2 separate regions of the Homo sapiens genome follow, and region 2 is linked to region 1. A link is an interaction called in ENCODE POLR2A ChIA-PET data of the cell type or tissue named here. Cell type or tissue: PC-3. All regions are shown on one strand.

Region 1 (4,000 bases):
GTGTTCATTCAGGAACTTATCAATGTTCCACTCCTGTGGAGGTGAGGTCCTGCAGCTGGCAATGCATAGAGGCTCGGATCATTGGCGGCTGTCCAGGCACCCAGGCAGAATGTTTCACATCCCCAGCCCACGCTGGCAGATCCATGCAACTGCCCAGAATGAAGTGAGTCCTGAACCACAACAGACAGGCCCATTGTTGAGCTACCATGGATGGAGCTCATTGAGGACTTGCCTCTTCCAGGACTGTGAGAGAGCTCCTCCTCCACAACCCTCAGCCCATCTCAGCTTCTGTTAACCACCTTCACCCCCCAATACCCTTATAAGTGCACTTACATGGCACTAGGCCCTATCCTAAATGCTTGACATGTGTTAATCCATTAATCCTAATGACCCTTACCTGCCATGCTAGGTTTACTGGAAAAAGCTCTGGTTTATATTGTATCAGATTATATCACATCACATTGTTCAAATTGGTAATACAATTGCATGGTGAAAAATACAAGAGGGATAAAAGAATATAAGTCAGTCCATATCCAGGTGGGCCATTCTTCCATGGCTTTAAATGGAGAACCAAAGGGGCTTCTCCTTTCTTCCTTCAGTCCAGCCAGCTCTGCACTGACTTTCTGCCAGACTGTCAGCCCTTGGGGCAGGACAGTGGAGCCTGGGCTAAACTGATATTTCCCAAAGTTGGATCTTTTGAGGACCTCTGTCTCAATTTTTATGCATCCACATAGTACCTTTACTTTTTATTCTTTACTTAAGAATTAGCTTCAGGCTGGGTGCAGTGGCTCATGCCTGTAATCCCAACACTTTGGGAGGCCAAGGCAGGAGGATCGCTTGAGACCAGGAGTTTGAGACCAACCTGGGTAACACAGCAAGGCTCTGTCTCTAAAAAAATTTAAATAAAAAAAATAGCTGGGCATAGTGGCTCATACTTGTAATCCCAGCTACTTGGGAGGCTGAGGTGGGAGGATCACTTGATCCCAGGAGTTCGAGGCCAGCCTCAGCAACATCTCTACTAAAAAAGAAAGAAATGATTCACAACACGGCTTAGTACTTGGTAAGTGTTAGCTACTACTTACGGCATATCCCTTGCCATAAGTAGGAGATAACTGAAAAAAAAAACACAATGAAAACCAAACTATTAATTAAAAAATTAACTAAAGACTACCTGCCCAAAGACAAGTTTTCTCCTTGTCAAAATTCGAGATGAACCAAAGTTAGAGAAGTCATCAGCAGTGGTGAGGAGAATTGAAAGGGGAACAGCAATCTTGCCTCATGATACACTCTTATTCACTGCCCTTCCTGCCTTCCATCTAGATCCACCTTTCATGGCATTTGTGCCCCTTGGTCCACACTCTGGGGAATGCTGGGCCAAGCAGTAGTTTCATGGGAGATGGAGGAAGAACCGTCTCTCCAGGGAGAAGGCTGTTGATTCCACAAGAGGCTTTTACAAACTAGCTGTCCCAACTCCTTCCCCACCTACCTCTCCCTGGTTTTGCTGTGTCTATCTTCCCTGTGTGGGAATTATAGTGTCTAATGAAAGCTGTTATTTATGGAAGAGTGTTCTCACATGAAGAGTCTAGAGGCAAAAAGGGCTTGAGACCAGTGTATGAAGAGGAACTTTGGCCCATAGGGATTGAGATGGCATCTTAAGGGTTCCTTTTAAGCCTGGAAACTGGACTTTGAAAAAAAAAAAGTGGGAGGTGGGGGGTTCCTTGCACATTCTGCAGTATTTCAGAAAGATTTCATGTTCACTTTCTTATTAAGTTCTTGATCAACCCAGTGAAAAATTTGGGCAGATGATGATGAAACCAAAACCCAAGATGTCACAGCTCCCAAAGTTTGAGCTGAGGCAAGAATCCAGGTTTCACCACCTTCTGCTCTTTGTTCCAAACTAAGAAGTCCCCTCTTGAACACTTGTTCAGTGGTAAAGGCCATCAGAGTATACCATAAAACACCTTGAGAATTGCTTTTATGCAATAAATATTTGAATGAATGAATGTATTCATTCAGTTGGTGATGATCAAAGTGATGATCAATAAGTAGCTTATCATTGCATTTTTATTACATGCCAAGTAATGGTTGCTAAGGAACTTACATACATTATCTCATTAAACCTACACAACAATCCTATAACATAAAGATTATAGTTTATCATTTAGGAATCATGTTCAGCTGATGGTGTATGAAGTAGACTCCAGTGGCTTCAAACAATAGTTTTATTAGGGTATGTGTGTCCTTGGGTCTGTGAGCACTTTCCAAAATAATTCAGGTAAAATGGATCTAAGAGAATCCATTTCCAGAACTAAACTTCCACATTTACTCTTTCCCAATGTCTCCTTTCCTATGGCTCCTTTAATAATTTTCCTTCTCCTAGTTTACAAAAGAAAAGTGTATCTCTCGCCTGTCTTGAATCATAGTATGGTGCATTGCTCATGGATGTCAAACAAAGGAACCATTCAAAATCTTGGTGTCACAAAGCCTCCCTTAATCAAGGTACCATAAATCAATGCTCTCATTGCTACCCAATAGCTCATTATTTTTCCCTTAAACACATTTCAGTTAAGGGTGAAACATGCTGTTAGAAATGGGGTATTTTGGACTATACTGGGATGTTTTGAATTCAGACATATTGTAGAGTGATGTTTAGGAGTGATGACAATTTTTATTTAATGATATCTCACCTCTTCCAAACTCTAAGTATTGTCAAAGAATACATTGCTTCTGAAGGAAAGCTCAATGAGTAAAGGGGGAAAAAAACCTGTCAGTGAAAAATATTGAATGAAGCAGCATCTTATTTCATTTGGTGACACATTCATGGCACCTTATCTTTTTTACTTAGAATTAAAATTCAGAAGTGAGGTTTGCATGGGATTTTATATTAATATATCTACTTGAGATAATAATAACTGATTACATGTATATATAAATATGGAGAAATTTATTGAGTTATACACTTAGGATTTTTGTATTTTATTTATATAAATTAGACTTCAATTTTAGAATATAAATTAAATCTGATGCTAATGGCAAATTGAGAATATTTAACCAATCTCTTAAGGATGGCTTAATTGAAATAGAAAATGGGGACGTAGTATTTTTAAAATCCCCTTTAAGCCATAGGAGAACTACTAAAACAGTAAGAAACAAAAAACAGGTAAACAAAAAAGCTGGCCAAGATCTAGGACAAGACAGAAATTCAGAGATGCAACTGGTGCCATAGAGGTCGGTCTGCTTTTCTCCTGGGGACGTTTGATAATTCTGCCTGGAAAAGCCAACTATAAGAATGAGAGGCGAAGAGGCTGAAGAGTGCTTCTTTGTTGTTTGTTTGTTTGGTTTTTTTTTTTTTTTTGAGACAGAGTCTCACTCTGTCACCCAGGCTGGAGTACAGTGGCGCAATCTCGGCTCACTGCAACCTCCGCCTCCTGGGTTCAAGCAATTCTCCTGCCTCAGCCTCCCAAGTAGCTGGGATTACAGGCGCACGCCACCATGACTGGCTAATTTTTTTTATATTTTTAGTAGAGACGGGGTTTCACCATGTTGGCCAGACTGGTCTTGAACTCCTGACCTCGTGATCCGTCCGCCTCAGCCTCCCAAAGTGCTGGGATTACAGGCGTGAGCTACCGTGCCCGACCTGAAGAGTGCTTCTATTACTTCACAAGACAAAAGGGACACAAGTTGGATACCAAGGCCCACCATAGCAGTGGTACCTAGGAGTAAAAGAGAAACAAAATAGTCCCTGAAGCAACATAAAACTTTTTCTTTGAGACAGTCTCACGCTATCACCCAGGCACAAGGGCAGTGGCACGATCGTGGCTCACTGCAACCTCTGACAGTCAGATTCGAGTGACTCTCGTGCCTCAGCCTCCCGAGAAGCTGGGACTACAGGTGCATGCCATCACACCCAGCTAATTTTTGTATTATTAGTAGAAAGAGGGTTTCACCATGTGGGCCAGGCTGGTCTTGAACTCCTGGCCTCAAATGATCCCGCCGTCTT
Region 2 (4,000 bases), 220 kb before region 1:
ATGGATTTTCTACTGACTTATATGCCATAAATATTTTCTTGAGTACTTCCTATGTGTTAGTCACAGCACTTGAGATTGGAGAGGAAAAGCAGTCAAAAACACAGAAATAAATAAGACACGACCCTACCCTCCCAGAATTCATAGTAGCACATACTTGACAGGTGAAAACATTTTTAGAAAAACAAAAACGAAAACCAGCAAGAGAACTGGCATCTGAAGGCAGGACACCTGGATTCCAGGAAAAGCTCTTAGCTGCATGACTTGCCTCCTGCCGGTCATTTGTCTTCCTTGGGCCTCCATCATCTGTGCCATGGAGATAATACCAACTTCGTGGATCCCACAGGGGTTGCCATGGAAAACATGATAAAACACAGGAACAGACCCTCTGAGAAATGTCTGCAGTGTAACTCCTTATCATAACACGAAACACTGAAGATTCTGTTGGCTGATAGGAATAAGAATTCTATTTTCCCACACTTGCCAGTCTGACTCAAGATGGCACCTAGTTCCTTGGACAAAGATCCCAAGGGTAGAGAAAGGCAATTTATCAGGCCACCATATGTCTGTGCTTACCAAGGAACCTTCTAGATGGTGACATTTTCTCATATGCTGTGGCTCACAGGGGAAAGACTGCCTCTATGTCTAGGGATGACAAGGTTTTATTCCAGGAGCAAATGAACCCCATCTGTGTGGTAGTGGCTGCCTGGAGCACTGTGTTAAAAAAGATCCTGAAGTTGCATCTTGGCTTGGCTAGAAAGAACATCCTGATAGATTATGGATGTCTGTTATGAATATGGAGTTGGGGAGTGGCACTTTGTTACTTGTGACCTAGGAAGATAACATGCCCACTCAACCACACTCCTTGTTGCACACCTTTCTTTAGAGCTGTGTCCTCTGGCCATTCAAAGGTGAGCTGAGTATTGGTCAATGCCCTGAACACGATTCCTTCTGTGTGAATTGTTAATATTAAGTTCTTAGAGCCAGCAAAGCCTAAGACATATGCCCAGCAAGAAACTGCTATTTTTAGGAAATTAGCTGGTCCTTCAGACCCGGTTAAATGTGCTAGGTGGTCTCAGTCATGTTCTTTATAAACTGAGAAGAATGCCTCACAAATTTGGGTGTCATTAGGGTCTGTGGATCCCGGGCACTGCCACACAAAATCACCCGGTTCAAATACCCTGCAGGTACATGATACCCTCTGCCGTTAATTCTATGCCATTTTGTTGAAGTCTATTCCACTTCCTTCCTTTACCACTTCTCAGGACAATGCATTCTCTGAGTTTATTATGAGCTTTATGCTCTATGAATTCTTGCCATTTTTCTAATATTTACCCTGCTTGCGTTTTAAAGGGGACCTCTCTCTTAGCATGTCAGGATGTGGCAAAGAGTCTGTACTGGCTTAGTTGCTCTGCTCACACTTTTATAAAAGTCTATTATGTCTGTGTTAATTCCCAACAGAGCTGAGCTGCAGTCAACCCCTGAACTACTTATTAAAAAGAAGCACTGAGCAGATGAACGCTCTGCTCATGACTGAGAGGGGAAGAGAACAGACTGTGTCCAAGTCCATCAACACATCATCTGTGCACCAGGAATGCTCCAAACACAAACAGCCCTAGTGAGTCACAAGGATAGATGAATGCTACGGTGATTCTTACATTTGCAGTCAGGACCACAGAGTGCTGGAGACAAGAGGCAGCTTAGAAACCATCTAGTGACTAAAGATGCAGAAATTCAGGCCCAGAACAATTAACCGGCCCACAGTGTTACTCCAAGCCAGGTATACTTACTATAAAAAAGAGTATCACAAAACTCTACATGTGAGGTATTTCATTTATGTCTCTTTTTGCTATTTCAGATGGTTTCCTCTCAGAACTAAAAGCACATTGTATTGCACATTGTAGATACTCAAAGTCTGTTAAATAAATAAACCAATGAGGTAATGTACATAACCCTGCAGAAGGATTTCAGTACAATGCTATTTATAATAGCAAAAAAGAGGAAAAAGTAAAGAGCAAATATAAGGAAAAGGAGTGAGCATCCATATAAGATATAGTCATTTAAAATATGTTTATAGAGTCCCAGTGTCACTTGGAAATGCTGATAACGTAATGTTAAGAAGAAAAGCAGAACACTAAATCGCACATATTCTAGGATCTCGGCATTATAAAGAAAAATGCACAGTAATATATTTGGGGGAAAATAAAACGAATCATGAACAGTAGTAGATGTTTCTGTTGTGATTATGGGAGGTTTTATTTCTGCTTCTTTGCACTCTGCTGTTTTTTGCAGATAATTTACAATGTGCCCATAGGATTTTCATAAGCAATGCGAGGGTATTAAGAAATAGAAAAGAATATCCACAGATATTATTCAGCCTTGCTGGGATTTGGAAAGAGACAGAGATCATTTCTCTCTTTTCACATAAAGAAGCTGATGAAACAAAGAGACAGAGACACTAGTGATGAAGGCAGGCATTAGCTCTCTGGTGTGGAGGGCCATCCAATGCCAGGCAAACAACAGATGCGGGATAAAATCCACTCAAACCACAGTGGGAGGGGGCAGGAGGTGTCCAGTCTTCCTCTTCACAAAGGTTCCATCCTTACCTTATCCAAAAGATGAGCAATACAAGGCTAGGCTCAGCCTTTACCAGCAGAGCCTCCCCAAAGACTCTCTGGCCCCTGCAGCCAATGACAATAAATTAACTATCACAGTGAGGTTTTTCCCCTTCGTCAGGCAATGTGCTATACACATTGTCTCATTAAATCCTCCCCATGTCTCTGAGGCAGGTCTTACTGTGCCCATCTGAGGGATATAGAGACCAGGACTCACACAGGTAAACCCAGGTGGCCAAGGTGTCACAGTTTGTAACCGGACCCCAGAAGCCTAAGCCCTCGCCCCTGTGCCCCGGCTGGTCATTCGTTCCTCCAGATCTTTGCAGCACTAAGAAGATGCTGCCTGGTGACATTTCCTGAATTGTTTCCCACGGGTCTTGTCTTTCAGGCTAGGACAAGTTGTTTAACCTTTCACGTGCGTCTGTCTCTCTTGCTTCCCTCAATTGGACTGTTAGCTCCTGAGGGGGATGAGGGGGTCCTGCTTTATAATTCCTTGTGTGTCCCACGGAGCCAAGCCTGGTGATGTCTTCAGTACTTGACACTTCAGATCTCAGAAAATACCTGCTCATCGATTATTGGATTGAATAGGTTAAGGAGGAGAACCGTCTCATGGGCAGACCTGGCCTGCAGCCAAGACAGAAGCTGGATGCGCCTCCCTCCGGACTCTTGACCCCACCAAATACGACGCCCATATATGTCAACTGTGGCATTGGTGTTTGTCCCCCACACCCCTAAACCACAAGCCAATAAATTGCAGGGCACTCAGACATCAGGATGTGTCCTTCACTTGCCACCAGACCTGAGCTGGCTACAGGCCAATGACAGCATAGGGCTGGCCCTGCCCGCCTCCCATCTGGCAGCAAGGATCCAGTTCCAGATTGTGACCTGTGGTTGAGTCTGGCACAGTGACCCAGGGCTCCAGCAGGCAAATCCCAGTCATAAAACCCTGGTCTGAACCAGCCACGTGATGGACCCCAGTTATCTCTTCCTAAATTGCAGCAGAGCTGATCTTCTTCCAGCTGAGCCAAGGGCCATCAGACAGGGACACGTTTACTTTTACTATCCTATTAAAGCATCCCAGAAAAAAAGAAACAGTCCCCATATCCTAGAGCAAGAAATAAGCAAATCATTATCTACAATGATATCCTTTAAGTCTAAGCTTGCCCAGAAGGTGCTGCACATTTGGAGACCAGGCTATGGCTCCCCTCTCTGAATTCTTTTGAAACCGCAGGGACTGTTACAGGCGCCTCCAAGACTCTGGAGCCACAGCTTGCCTAGCGCAGCTTCCCCCTCCCGGCAAAGCCCTCCCTGACAACCCTACCCACAGTAATCTCAACTTTCATGAACCTTTTCTCTCCCCATAGGGTGAACACATAAAGACACACACG

Evidence for each region. Peaks named below come from ENCODE experiments on the same cell type or tissue, not always from the same donor. Only the 100,000 strongest peaks of a DNase experiment are listed, where the experiment ranks them.
Region 2: POLR2A ChIA-PET joins it to region 1 with 7 read pairs; 2 of 35 experiments call an interaction of 5 or more read pairs at or near these places.

Annotation. Positions count from the first base shown.
Region 1 is chr10:77,692,934-77,696,933 of GRCh38, forward strand. No RefSeq gene overlaps it. Among named protein-coding and RNA genes, the nearest start is that of KCNMA1, 57 kb to the left of the region's middle. In PC-3, no CTCF peak of the experiment used is centred here; a DNase peak (open chromatin) is centred at 48.
Region 2 is chr10:77,476,825-77,480,824 of GRCh38, forward strand. The region is part of intron 1 of KCNMA1 (potassium calcium-activated channel subfamily M alpha 1); the gene reads right to left. Among named protein-coding and RNA genes, the nearest start is that of KCNMA1-AS3, 130 kb to the left of the region's middle. In PC-3, no CTCF peak of the experiment used is centred here; DNase peaks (open chromatin) are centred at 1,647, 3,007 and 3,437.